Regions from separate parts of the Homo sapiens genome. Here region 1 is linked to region 2. A link is a contact called in ENCODE Hi-C or POLR2A ChIA-PET data. All regions are on one chromosome and are shown on one strand. The core of a region is the stretch at or near the end of the contact, and the rest is flanking DNA. Distances in the headings are between cores, read along the strand shown. Region 1 overlaps TNPO1-DT (TNPO1 divergent transcript). Region 2 has its middle 18 kb from the start of ZNF366.

Evidence for each region. Hi-C counts contacts between places; a loop is a spot of excess contacts on that map. ChIA-PET counts read pairs that join two places held with the same protein, here RNA polymerase II (POLR2A). Pooled maps may share reads with other maps.
Region 1: a pooled map shows a loop between it and region 2 (3-fold over the local background). The contact joins two enhancer-like sites. A Hi-C loop is called at or near these places in 4 of 168 maps with a recorded cell type or tissue (PC-3, dorsolateral prefrontal cortex, endothelial cell of umbilical vein and 1 more) and 5 of 50 pooled maps. POLR2A ChIA-PET finds 5 or more read pairs at or near these places in 1 of 52 experiments (CD4-positive, alpha-beta T cell).

Annotation. Positions count from the first base shown.
Region 1 is chr5:72,609,761-72,615,806 of GRCh38, forward strand. All of the region lies in intron 7 of TNPO1-DT (TNPO1 divergent transcript), which reads right to left. Among named protein-coding and RNA genes, the nearest start is that of ZNF366, 110 kb to the left of the region's middle. Within about 2 kb of position 1,536, at least 2 of the 41 ENCODE cell types and tissues checked have a DNase peak (open chromatin) inside an H3K27ac peak, as active enhancers do.
Region 2 is chr5:72,522,299-72,528,367 of GRCh38, forward strand. No RefSeq gene overlaps it. Among named protein-coding and RNA genes, the nearest start is that of ZNF366, 18 kb to the left of the region's middle. RefSeq lists a silencer at 1,724-2,018. Within about 2 kb of position 3,658, at least 3 of the 41 ENCODE cell types and tissues checked have a DNase peak (open chromatin) inside an H3K27ac peak, as active enhancers do.

The sequences.
Region 1 (6,046 bases), core at 286-2,785, 85 kb after region 2:
TTTTTAAAAAAGTTTCATATGTTAAAGTCTTTATATGTCAAACACAGCAAATATTATATTACTGCATATAAACTTAGTTCACCATTCTTTTTAATTGAGTAAATCCCTATCACTTTTATGCTTTATTTTCATTATCTTTTGTTTTATGGGTTTTTTAATACCTGTAAAAAGAGCTATGGCTATGTTGAATTCAAATAACACAAAAGGCTAAAAAGTCTTTCCCTAGACTCTATCCCAAGTCCTACTGTTTAAAGAGAGCAACGGTTGGCTGGGCGCGGTGGCTCACACCTGTAATCCCAGCACTTTGGGAAGCCGAGGTGGGCGGATCACGAGGTCAAGAGATCAAGACCATCCTGGCCAACAGGGTGAAACCCCGTCTCTACTAAAAATACCAAAAAAAATTCCTGGGTGTGGTGGCACGCCCCTATAATCCCAGCTACTCGGGAGGCTGAGGCAGGAGAATCGCTTGAACCCGGGAGGCGGAGGTTGCAGTGAGCTGCTATCGTGCCACTGCACTCCAGTCTGGCAACAGAGCGAGACTCTGTCTTAAAAAAAAAGAGCAATGGTTAAACATTAGGATATAGCTGTCCAATCTTTTTCTACATTTATATTATACACAAATCAAAATACATATACACACATGCTACACTTTTAAAAAACAAAAATAGGATTATGTATAATGTTACACAACTCGGTCTGTTTATTTTATCTTCCATGCTCATCTTTCCATGTCAGTGTAGGTGAGCTCTACCTAAGAAAAGCTTCGTAGGTACCACTACTTATTTAATCAGTCTCCTCCTGCTGAACTCTTAGACTTTTTCTAAACTGTCATCATTACAAAATTCCTACAATGAACACCCTTGTGTTAAGTTGAATCATTTCAAATTGCTGTTTGTGTATATCAAAAAATGGTTGAATAGCAGTAATTTCAAATGGGTCATACTATACATTTGTATTTCTATAGGATACACTTCTTGAAGTGGGATTGGTGCATCAAAGAAGATGTGCATTTTTATTTTGATGACTACTACTACACTACCCACCTCATAGATATGCCAATTTATACTGTGCTCATTCCCCATGCCCTTGACAATAATAAAAGCTTTCAATCTTTTTAATTTTTGCTAGAAGATTATGCCTCCGTGTTTTGCTTTGCTTTCTTTCCTGATGATTGAGGAGGCTGAATATCTTTTCGTATGCATACTGCACCCAGGACACTTAAAACATCATTTGATTCTCCCACAATCCTCCAAACACACTCCTATTTACAAAAAGAAAATCAAACCTCTTTTTGAGAGAATTAAAGAACAGATGCCTATCGTTAAAAGGATTCCTTTTAGGAAGCTGGGACGGATTATTTTTCTGCCTTCAAATTTCTATTCGTTTCTGTTACTGGACACACAAACATGTATTGTTTTTGCCTAGAGCGAACTCCTTTGACCTCACTCTTCTGTTTTCTGAATTTGAATCACTTGGAAAATCCACTGGGCTTTGGATCTGAGAAGCCGACACTGGGCTCTGGGCAAAGCTGTGGGCTTTGCAGCCTGCCAGCAGGGGGCCTCTTCAGCTCTGAGAGGCCTCCTGGCCAGAGCTCCATTTCCTCCCTCCTAAACAAGCTTCTCCCCAGCGCAGAGAGGCAGTTGCTGGCTTCCACTTAGGCAGGATAATTTAGTGAATGAAAGTCGTTTGGCTTCCACCATAGTAATTAGTATGCAAATTACCAGTATATTACCTGCAGAGTCATAAATTACATTGACAGACTTAATATTCACAGATTCAACATTCCAGTGAGGGTAATTTTTCTATTTTTCAATAGTTGTAGACCAGGCCGATCCACCACCTTATTGAACTGTTATGCATTAAATCAACAGTTGAAAAATTAAGCATTTTCCAAAGCATTTTATTATGCATTTATTTCTTTCAGTAGGCAGTCAAGTGGAACATTAAATATGCAGTGTGTCTAAGAGTACTAAATGGCTGGTGAATACATTTAAGCCTAAAACAGTTTTTTTGTAACTTAAAAAAAGAGACACAACACAGGAAAATCTATATCATAATACAATCTATTGAATCTTTGCCAACACCATTAGAACCAAATATTTTCTAGCTCAGGTTCCCGTAAGTAAGAGGAATCATTAATCCCCAATAAGTGGTTCAAGCTAATGCTGCTCACAAATGGAAAATGGCTGGCCCATAGGAAAGGGGTGCAGTGAGTCCACGTAGGGGTGGACAGGGTCAAGTCTCATCATGTCAACATGATCTTTCCTTCTTCTATTCACCCAAGAGACCAACTGAGCCCGTATTCTGTGCCAGGTCAACAAGATGATTCCTGCCTCCAGGGGATTTAAGGACAGTTAGAGTCAAAGTCTCTTAGCTCAGCCCCTGCTGATGGACAGCATGGTGAGCACTAATCATTGAAGAGTCATGGGGAACACCCAGCACCTTTTCTACGTCCAGCCTCAAAAGCCACTGGAAAGTTAGTGAGACTCAATAATTCCTTCCTCCAGTTCCTCTCTGCACATTCCTACAAAATAAAATTACCTTTGCTTTAAGAGTCTAACATTACTATTGAGGCCATTGAAGGACATATTTATTGATGGTTTCAACAAGGAGATCTGAGAAAGGTGACTAGAGATGGTTAGCAGGAATGTACTGAGAGACACCCATTCACAGATGTGCAGATAACGCCAAATTGCAAATAAACCAGGTGGCTGATGTCTGACATTTGGTCCTTAACTTTAGAAAGTACTTAGCATTTAGAATACCATCCTTCAAACCAAACAAAAGAATTATCCTACGGAGATAGAAAAAGGCAGGGGAAGAAAACCACTTTGCTGCCACAGCTTGGGCCTGCAGTGGCTTCTGTGTCCCCACACTGTATTTGAGGATGGGCATCACCACTTCAAATTCTGGGGGAAGAGCCCCTTGGCCCTGGTTTTCTACTCTCTGTAACCAGCTCACACCTTTCTTTGTGGAGCTATGATCGGCTGAGGAAATGAATTGTTTTCAAAGAGTCTTTCTGAAGAGTGAGCCAAATGGAAGTAGGACAAGATATCTCAGTTAATGTGGGGGTCCGGTAAAGAATGTGCAATTCAAGCCTCCTACCCTGTAACATTTCTCAGGGTTGGAGGTTGCATGCTATGAAGGCTGGAAGAAGTCAGAACATAAGGCAGGAGTTGAAAACAAATGTGCATCGTGTACTTCTCCAAAAGCCACAAATATATAATATCATCTACAGGGAGGTTTACTGTAACATTAGCCTGTCTTGTGATCACTCATTCAGTAAGTATTTACTGAGTGCATATTATGTGCTGACACTGTCTTCTATCAAAATTTTTCTCTTAAATGTCAGCATAGAATCTCATACTTTATTTTATAATGCATTTTTAAAACTGCCAGATTATTAGTATGAACTTTAAGAGCAGAAAGTGCTTACTCACCAGAGAATAGGCCTTTTAAAAGTTGATTCATTTTTTAATTGAAAAATAAAAGTTGTACATATTTATCATGTACAACATGATGTTTTAAAATATATATATATTGTGGAATGGCTACATTGAGCTGATTAACATATGCAGTACCTCACACAGTTATCATTTTTGGGGGTAAGAACACTTAATACCTACCCTCTTAGCAATTTTCAAGACTATAATACATTGTTATTAACCATAGTCACCATGTTGTACAATAGATCTCTGGAACTTATTCTTACTATCTGAAACTGAAATTTTGTATCCTTGGAACAACTTCTCCTCAACCCTCTTCCCCCTCCACCACTCCAGCCCTGGTAACTATCATTCTACTCTGCTTCTCAGAATTCAACTTCTTTAGATTCCAAATATAAGTGAGAGCCTGCAGTATTTGTTTTTCTGGGCATGGCTGATCTCGCTTAACCTAACGTCCTGCAGGTTCATCTATGTTGTTGCAAATTACAGGATTTCCTTCTTTACTTAAGGTGGAGTAGTACTCCACTGTGTATATATACCACATTTTCTTTACCCATCCAACTATTGATGTACCTTAGGTTGATTCCATATCTTGCTTACTGTGATACTACTGTGTGAACATGAGAGTGCAGATATCTCTTTGACATACAGGTTTCAATTCCCTTGGCTATATACCCAGAAGTGGGATTGTTGGATCATATGGTGGATCTATTTTTAATTCTTTGAGGAACCTCCACACTGTTTTACATAATGGTTGTACTAATTTACATTCCTACCAACCATGTAGAAGGGTTCCCTTTTCTCCACATCCTCGCCAACACTTACCTTTCATCTTTTTGATAATAGTCATTCTAACAAGTGCCAGGTGATATCTCCTTGTGGTTTTATTTTGTGTTTCCTTGATGATTAGTGATGTTGAGCATTTTTTCGTATACCTGTTAGCCACTGTATGTCTTCTTTTGAGAAATATCTATTCAGATCTATTGCCCACTTTTTAATCAGGTTATTTGTTTTCTTGTTATTGAGTCAAGTTCCTTATGTATTTTGGATTTTAACTCCTGATAGATATATGATTTGTAAATATTTTCTCCTACTATGTAGGTTGTCTCTTCACTCTGCTGACTGTTTGCTGCACAGAAGCCTTTTAGTTTTTTCTTTTTTTCTTTTTCTTTCTTTTTTTTGGAAACAGTCTTGCTCTGTCTCCCAGGCTGGAGTGCAGTGACATGATCTCGGCTCACTGCAACTTCCGCCTCCCGCATTCAAGCGATTCTCCTGCCTCAGCCTCCCCAGTAGCTGAGATTACAGGTGCCTGCCACCATGCCTGGCTCATTTTTTGTATCTTTTTAGTAGAGATGGGGTTTCACCGTGTTAGTCAGGATGGTCTCGATCTCCTGATCCCATGATCCGCCCGCCTCAGCCTGCCGAAGTACTGGAATTACAGGAGTAATTCCAGCTTTTTACTTTTATGTAATCCCATCTTTCTAATTTCACTTTTGTTGCTTGTGCTTTTAGGGTCATATCCAAAAAAGTCCTTGCCCAGACCAACATCACGAAGCTTTTCCCCATGTGTTCTTCAAGTAAGTAGTTTGACAGTTTCAAAAACAGGTTCCCCTTACTCATTCATTGTATAAATAATATTTGAAGAGCTGCTAAATGTGACACATGGTTTTTAGGTGATGAATATGTGAGCAAGACACAAAGAAAACTCATAGTGACCCAGAGCACAAGCCTTGGAGTCAGTTAGCAGGGTTCAAATCTCAGCTATGCCACTATTTGTTGGGTGAACCTAACAAAGTGACTTAATTGTGCTTTATCTCAGTCACATGCCTATTGAATATGAAATGATACAAACCTCAGAGGGCTTCACAAAGATTACATGAGATAATACAAATACATGTAAAAAGAAAAATCTAATTAATATAAAAATCATTGAAGAGCAGTTGATGCAAGAAAGCCTTGATGAACTGAATTCCTAAAGACAAGCCTTTCATAGATAAACAGAAAGCTATGGCAGTTTCTTAGGGGTAAAAGCTAGATAAGAGTGAGGACAGCTGGGGAGAAAGGGCTGCCAAAGGCTAAGGGATTTTACTAGGTCAGAAAAATATTTGAAGAAATAATGCCAAAAACATTTCAAAATTAGATTTTAAGAAATCAATAAAGGCATAAGAAAAACAAATGAAAGGCATAAAAATAAAAAAGAAGAAAAAGTAAAACAGTCTTTGTTTTATTTTTAATTTAATTTATTTTTTGAGACAGAGTCTTGCTCTGTCACCCAGGCTGGAGTGCAGTGGTGTGATCATGGCTCACTGCAACCTCTGCTTCCTGGGCTCAAGCAATCCTCCCACCTCAGCCTCCTAAGTAGCTGGGATCACAGGCGCGTGCCACCATGTCTGGCTAATTTTTGTATTTTTTGTAGAGACAAGGTTGTGCCATGTTGCCCAGGATGGTCTCAAACTCCTAGGCTCAAGTGATCGACCTGCCTCGGCCTCCCAAAGTGCTGGGACTACAGGCATAAGCCACTGCACACAGCAGCAAGTCTTTATTCATGTACAACATGATTATGTACCTAGAATATACCAAGGAATCCTCAAAGAAGAAAA
Region 2 (6,069 bases), core at 2,408-4,907:
GTATTAACAATATATTGAGGAATTACAAAAAGAAAATCAAGAAGAGGAGAACCTAGAGAGTAAAACCAACATCTGAATCTGATTTTGCTCTAAGAACATTTGCTAAGCCTAAAGAAATTCATTTTTGGTAAATTCCTGGGGCCAGGAGGCAAAAGGCAAGACCTGTAATCCACCAGAAGTCAGGATTTTAATAAATCATGACCATTTTAAATTGGGATCCCAAAGGATCCAGGTAAGGTAAATCATGAGTAAGCTAATCCCTGCAAAGAATTTTGATTTGGCTTTATGTCATTCGGGTGGTCCAGGAAACTGCAAGCCTTGAACTTGGTTTAAGATAGACCCAGACTGGTAGCACCTCAAGTGTCTGGCAGAGGCAGAGGAAAATCCTCTTTGGAAGAAGATGATGTTACGCTAGGCCTCAAATTATTGTGAAAATTAGTACAAATAATCTTTAAAACACAATGTCCAACACATTGTCAAAAACAACCAGTCATACATGGAAACAGAGTTCACTGAACAACACCAGCAGAAACAACAGACAACACAAATAGACCCATAATGACTGGAAATAATGTCTGTTGGAATTATTAGTCACAAACTATAAAATAACTCTGCTGTGTTTGAAGAAGAAAACAGACAGAATAAACTAAAGGCAATGTTTTAAGATATGATAGCCAAGAATATTAAGGACTAATAGAAGACATCAATCAATAGATTCAAGAAGCCTAATAGAGCTTACACAATATAAATTTAAAGAACAGCACTGCCAGAAACTTTATAGTGAAACCATAGGAAACCAAAGAAACTGAACTGTAAGCCCACCATATACTAAAAGCAGCCATAAAGAAAAGGACATATTATCTTTAAAGAAATAAAATTAAATCGACAGCTGACTTTTAAAAGTTAATAATTGAAGTCAGAAGACAGTAAAATAGTATTGTCAACATGTTCACAGAAAATAATTGCTCACTTAGATTTCTATTCCCAGGAGATATTCTATTTATTAATATATTGTTATATTATATATCCATTTATATTATATATGGTAAAGATAAATACTTTTTTCTAAAAAACTGAGAGTTTGGAAAATTTTAAAGGATTATTTAAGGGATAAGTAAAATGATCCAGATGGAAAATCTGAGATTCAGGAAGTGAAGACCAAAAAACAATAAAAATATATTATAGAATTTTAAAATTACATAGGATTTTAAATTGTGACAAGCGCCAATTAATTGGGATGTAGATAGATGGGATTGAAGTGTTCTAAGCTTTCTGAATTGTATAGGCCAATGATAGAGATTAACATTTATATTATATTTGGATAAGTTAGCAATGAAAGGTTAAAAATAAAATAATAAATAGAAAACAATAATAATTTTTAGGCCAGCCACTAAAAGAATAGTTATTGCAAATCTTCCAAAATAGTAAAGGGGAAGACTAATGATTAAAATATCTTAGTTGATCCCAAAGAAGTCAAGAGATGAGAAAAAGAATCATAGAAGAGGTAGAACATATCAATCATGAAATAAGATGCTAGATTAAAACCCAAATTTATCAGTGATTCCATTAAATGTAAATGAGCTAGCCTTACTATTCCTAATAAATATTTCCTAATAAATGTGCATTAAAGGGCTGTGGGGAATATTGGAGAATGCCCTGAGCTGAGGATAGGAGGCCTGAATTCTAGTCCTTCTTTAGTCATCAGCTAACCATGGAATTCTGAGCAGTTCTCTGGACTTCAGCTCACACAGGAAATTAGGACATTAGGTTGGATAATGGATGAACTTCATTTAGTCCTTTTAGACTTAGAGATTATTCTCATGACCTCTTTGCTTAGGTTCCAGGTCTTAAGACAGCCTCTTGTTGAAGGAAGGGACGCCCTCTGCTGAGATAAAACTGAATTCTCTTAAGCTTCATTTATCTCACTTGGCAAGATATCTTAAGTGACATATGGAAATGTTACACATTAGAGGTGGCAAAGGTGTGATAAATACTTTTTTAAAATGACTATTCATATTGATGCCAGAATCTCCAATATTGATTAACTTGGATTCGCAACTGAAAAATCTTATTCACTGGTCTCTAAAGACAGGTTTGCAGAACTTCCAAAGTTATTTATATTCATCCTCCCCCATAAGCAATCTAGATTGATCAACATTTAGTATACATAATGGCACTGGTACTCTCACTTGGTCCATATATAAGCTGGTCATGGGTCACAAACAGAACTTGAGTTATCCTGAAGGAAAAGTGGGAATTCACACCGTGAAGAGGTTGACTGTTATACTACCGTTCTTTCACTGGTGTTTAGTGTATTGTGACACAATACAGTTTGTATGTTGTCAACTAACAATTTTTTAAAAGACTCCTGCCCTCTAAATTACAAACTAAATAGAATTACAAGTTAAATAGAATAATAAGTTAAATCAAATAATAGTGCAATTAATAATAATGCAGTTAATAATTCTGCAAAGAATAAGAAAATGGCAAAGCAGACATTTTTCCTACTCCTTCAATCATATTACAAAGTAAAAATAATGATAATTGAATCAGATCCACAAAGAAGCCTACACAGAGGCCAAAGTGTATTGAACTCCACCAAGAAGTTTATTTGAAGTATAGATTTAACCCATCAATTAATGGAAACCCCAACTAATACCAGCTCATGAAGAAGAGCCATTGCAATTGGCAGAAAACTTTAACGTATGGTTTATTACATGTTTTCTATCTTTTGAAAAGTTCTTTTGGGTATGTTTCATAATAAACTAATATGATAGCTTATATGTATAATTTATAAACAAACACAGATACACATTTTGGGGATGTATGCTCAAATTTGAGGAAGGGGTACATAAAGAAATCTGGAGACTCCAGACTTAGTTTAAAAAGCAGAGCTCTTGGGTGGACCTTCAGAGTGACATGAATTGTAGGGCTACAGGGGAACTGAGAGGCCTCAGGTCATTGGACAGGAGCGGCTGGGCACTGTGATGTGCTGACTGTGAAGTCAGACAAAGACTCCAGGTTGTCTGTGCTCTATCATTATAGGACCTTGGGCAGATGACATATCCTCTCTGTGTTTTTAAAAATACAGCCCTTAGACAATCTGCATCAGCACTGAGGCATTGACTAAAAATTTAAATTACTACCCTGTGGTCTGATCGTCACTGACCCTCTTCTTGGGCCAGAAAAGGGTATTTCACATTACTGAGCATTTTCTTTGTGTCAAGCCCTTTCTCATATTATTATTTTGTTTGATACACATAACAAATATTCCCATTTGTGAAATATTCCCATTTTATAGATTAGGACAGTGAGCGTGGTGGACAGACCTTAGGGTGACTGCCGGTAATTCCTGCTGTCTGCTGTTCAAGCCCTTTGTAATCCACTCCCTGTATGTGTGGATGAATCTGTGACTTGCTTCTACTCAACAGAATATGGCAAAAGTGATAGGCGATCACTCCCTTGCTTAGATTAGATTATACAACAAAGATGTCGGGCTGTCACCCCATAATTATGTTGTGATAGAAGTTTTAGCAGACTGAAGAAGCAAGACTTTCCTGCTGGCCTTGAAGAAGCAAGTTGCCATCACATCAACTGCATATGTTGAGAGTCACAAAGCAGGGAATTGTGGGAAGTCTCTAGGAAACTTCCAGCCTCAGTCCTGTAACCACAAGGAACTAACTCTTGCTCAACATCCCCCTAGGGTTAGAAGAGGACTCTGAGCTCCAGGAAGGAAGGAGACCTGGTCAATTCTTTGCAGACAATCTTGTGAGGCCCCAAGCAGAGGATCCAGTTAAGCAATGTCTAGATTCCTGACTTGCAGGAATGGTGACATCATAAATCTGTGTTGTTTTGAGCTGGTAAATTTAAAATATTTATTACACAGCAGTAGAAAATGAGTACAGTGGACATGCATGGTGGTTTACACTTGTAATCCCAGCACTTTGGGAAGCCAACACAGAAGGATTGCTTGAGTCCAGGAGTTTGAGACCAGCCTGGGCAACATAGTGAGACCCCTTCTCTACAAAAAAATTTAAAAATTAGCCAGGTGTGGTGGCAGGTGTAATCCCAGCTACTGGGGAGGCTGAGGCAGGAGAATTGTTCGAACCTGGGAGGAAGAGGTTGCAATGAGCCGAGATCACACCACTGCACTCCAGCCTGAGTGACAGAGCAAGGCCCTGTCTCGAAAAAGAAAAAGAAAGAAAAGGAATGCAGCAAGTGATTCGTCTTTTTTGTTTTTTGTTTGTTTTTTGTTTTTTGAGACAGGGTCTCATGCTGTTGTTCAGGCTGGAGTGCAGTGGTGCGATCTTGGCTCACTGCAGCCTCTGCCTTCTAGGTTCAAGCAATTCTCCTGCATCAGCCTCCCAAGTGGGGGCCCACCACCACGCCTGGCTAATTTTTGTATTTTTAATAGAGACAGGGTTTCACCATATTGGCCAGGCTGCTCTCAAACTGCTAACCTCAAGTGATCCTCGCACCTCGGCCTCCCAAAATGCTGAGATTGCAGGCGTGAGCTGCTGCGGCCAGCCCCCAAGTATTATTATGTATCAGAATCATCTTGCTTGAAGGTGGATAGTGTTCTCCAATCTAGACTTATCCATAATAAAGCTGATATTTGTATCTTCATTCTCTATCTTTTGTGGCTATTTCTCAGCTGGTTCCAAACTCAGAGTTGGGGGGAGATATGACTGATTATCAACTCTAACCCCAGCACATCGTAGCATTACCTGCTCTTCTCCACAGGGCACCTTCCCACCCATTGTTCATTTGAGCCTCAAAATAATTTCATAAAATCAAGACAACTTTTTAATTGTTTAATATCCATTTTAATTTTAGACCACTCTATCTAAATGTGAATTTTATTTTTATTTATTTTTGTCCTCCTAAGCATTCAGGATGATTTTTCAGTCTGAGGATTTTTATATTTTTTCAATTAAATTTTTTCTCTGTTATTATATTTTTAGGTAGTTTTTCTGCCCAATTTTTATTATTCATTCCTTCTGGAACTCCCATTGGATGTGTGGTCTGTGTTTCTCTGTCTATTTTTCTTTTACCTGAACTCTTTTATTCTATCTCCTCTTTCTAGGCTAGGTCTAGGCTAAGTTCTGTATGACCCCTCTCAGCGCAATCTTCCAATTCTTTTATTCTGCCTTCAAGTCTGCCCAGTCTCTTGTTTATGCTAAGTATTAAGGTTTACTTTTTGAGTGTGTTTTTTCCTAATTCAGGGAATAAAATTTAATTTTCAACAAGCTTATTTTATATCTTCTTGTTCTTGCCATATAACCTCCCATTTAATATCGAAAGAATGCTATTAATACATCCTTAATCTCTTTAAGAATTCTAAGCATGTTAAGTTTAAAGTTATTTGAAATTTATATGTCATTCCAGTTTCTTTGGGTATGAATTCTCACTCGTCGAATCTCATAATGGATTCGTGTTGCAATAATTTTTTGTGTGTGCTTTGTAGATTTTATTTGAGATTTCATCTTGCATGAAACTTTCCTGAATGCCTGTTCCTTCCCATGGTTGCCTTAGCCTGGCCTTCTAGACCTCACACTTCCAGGATAGTCTTACATGAAAGTTCCAATCATTCAGCTCAAGCAGGTAATGCATTACACCTGTGCCCTGTGCTAGCCTGGTTCTCTTTATTACATGGGCTCCTCTCTACACAAGTAGAATGTTTCTAGCCATAGCTATGTGGTCAAGCAGAAAAATTTCAGTCCCAGTTCCCTGGATGGAGGTGCTGTCCAGCCCCCTGCTTAATTCAAGGAACTTGGTCTCTCATAATAAATAGAGTTCTCTTGACCCTCATTTCCAAAGGAACTTTGACAGCACCTACTCCCTATGAGCCCCATAACTTCAACTTTCCAAACACTTGCTATTTTTTTATTTTTAAAAGAGATGTTCCCTTTTTCTCTAAGACATGTATTTTAAAAATATGTTATATTCCATTTCTATCACCATGCGTTATATGTTTGTATTAGAGAATAAGTGAAGAATTCATGTGATTATTTTGCCATATGGACTCATAATCTTTGGACATTCATGTTAAAGGTTAACCAGCAGAAG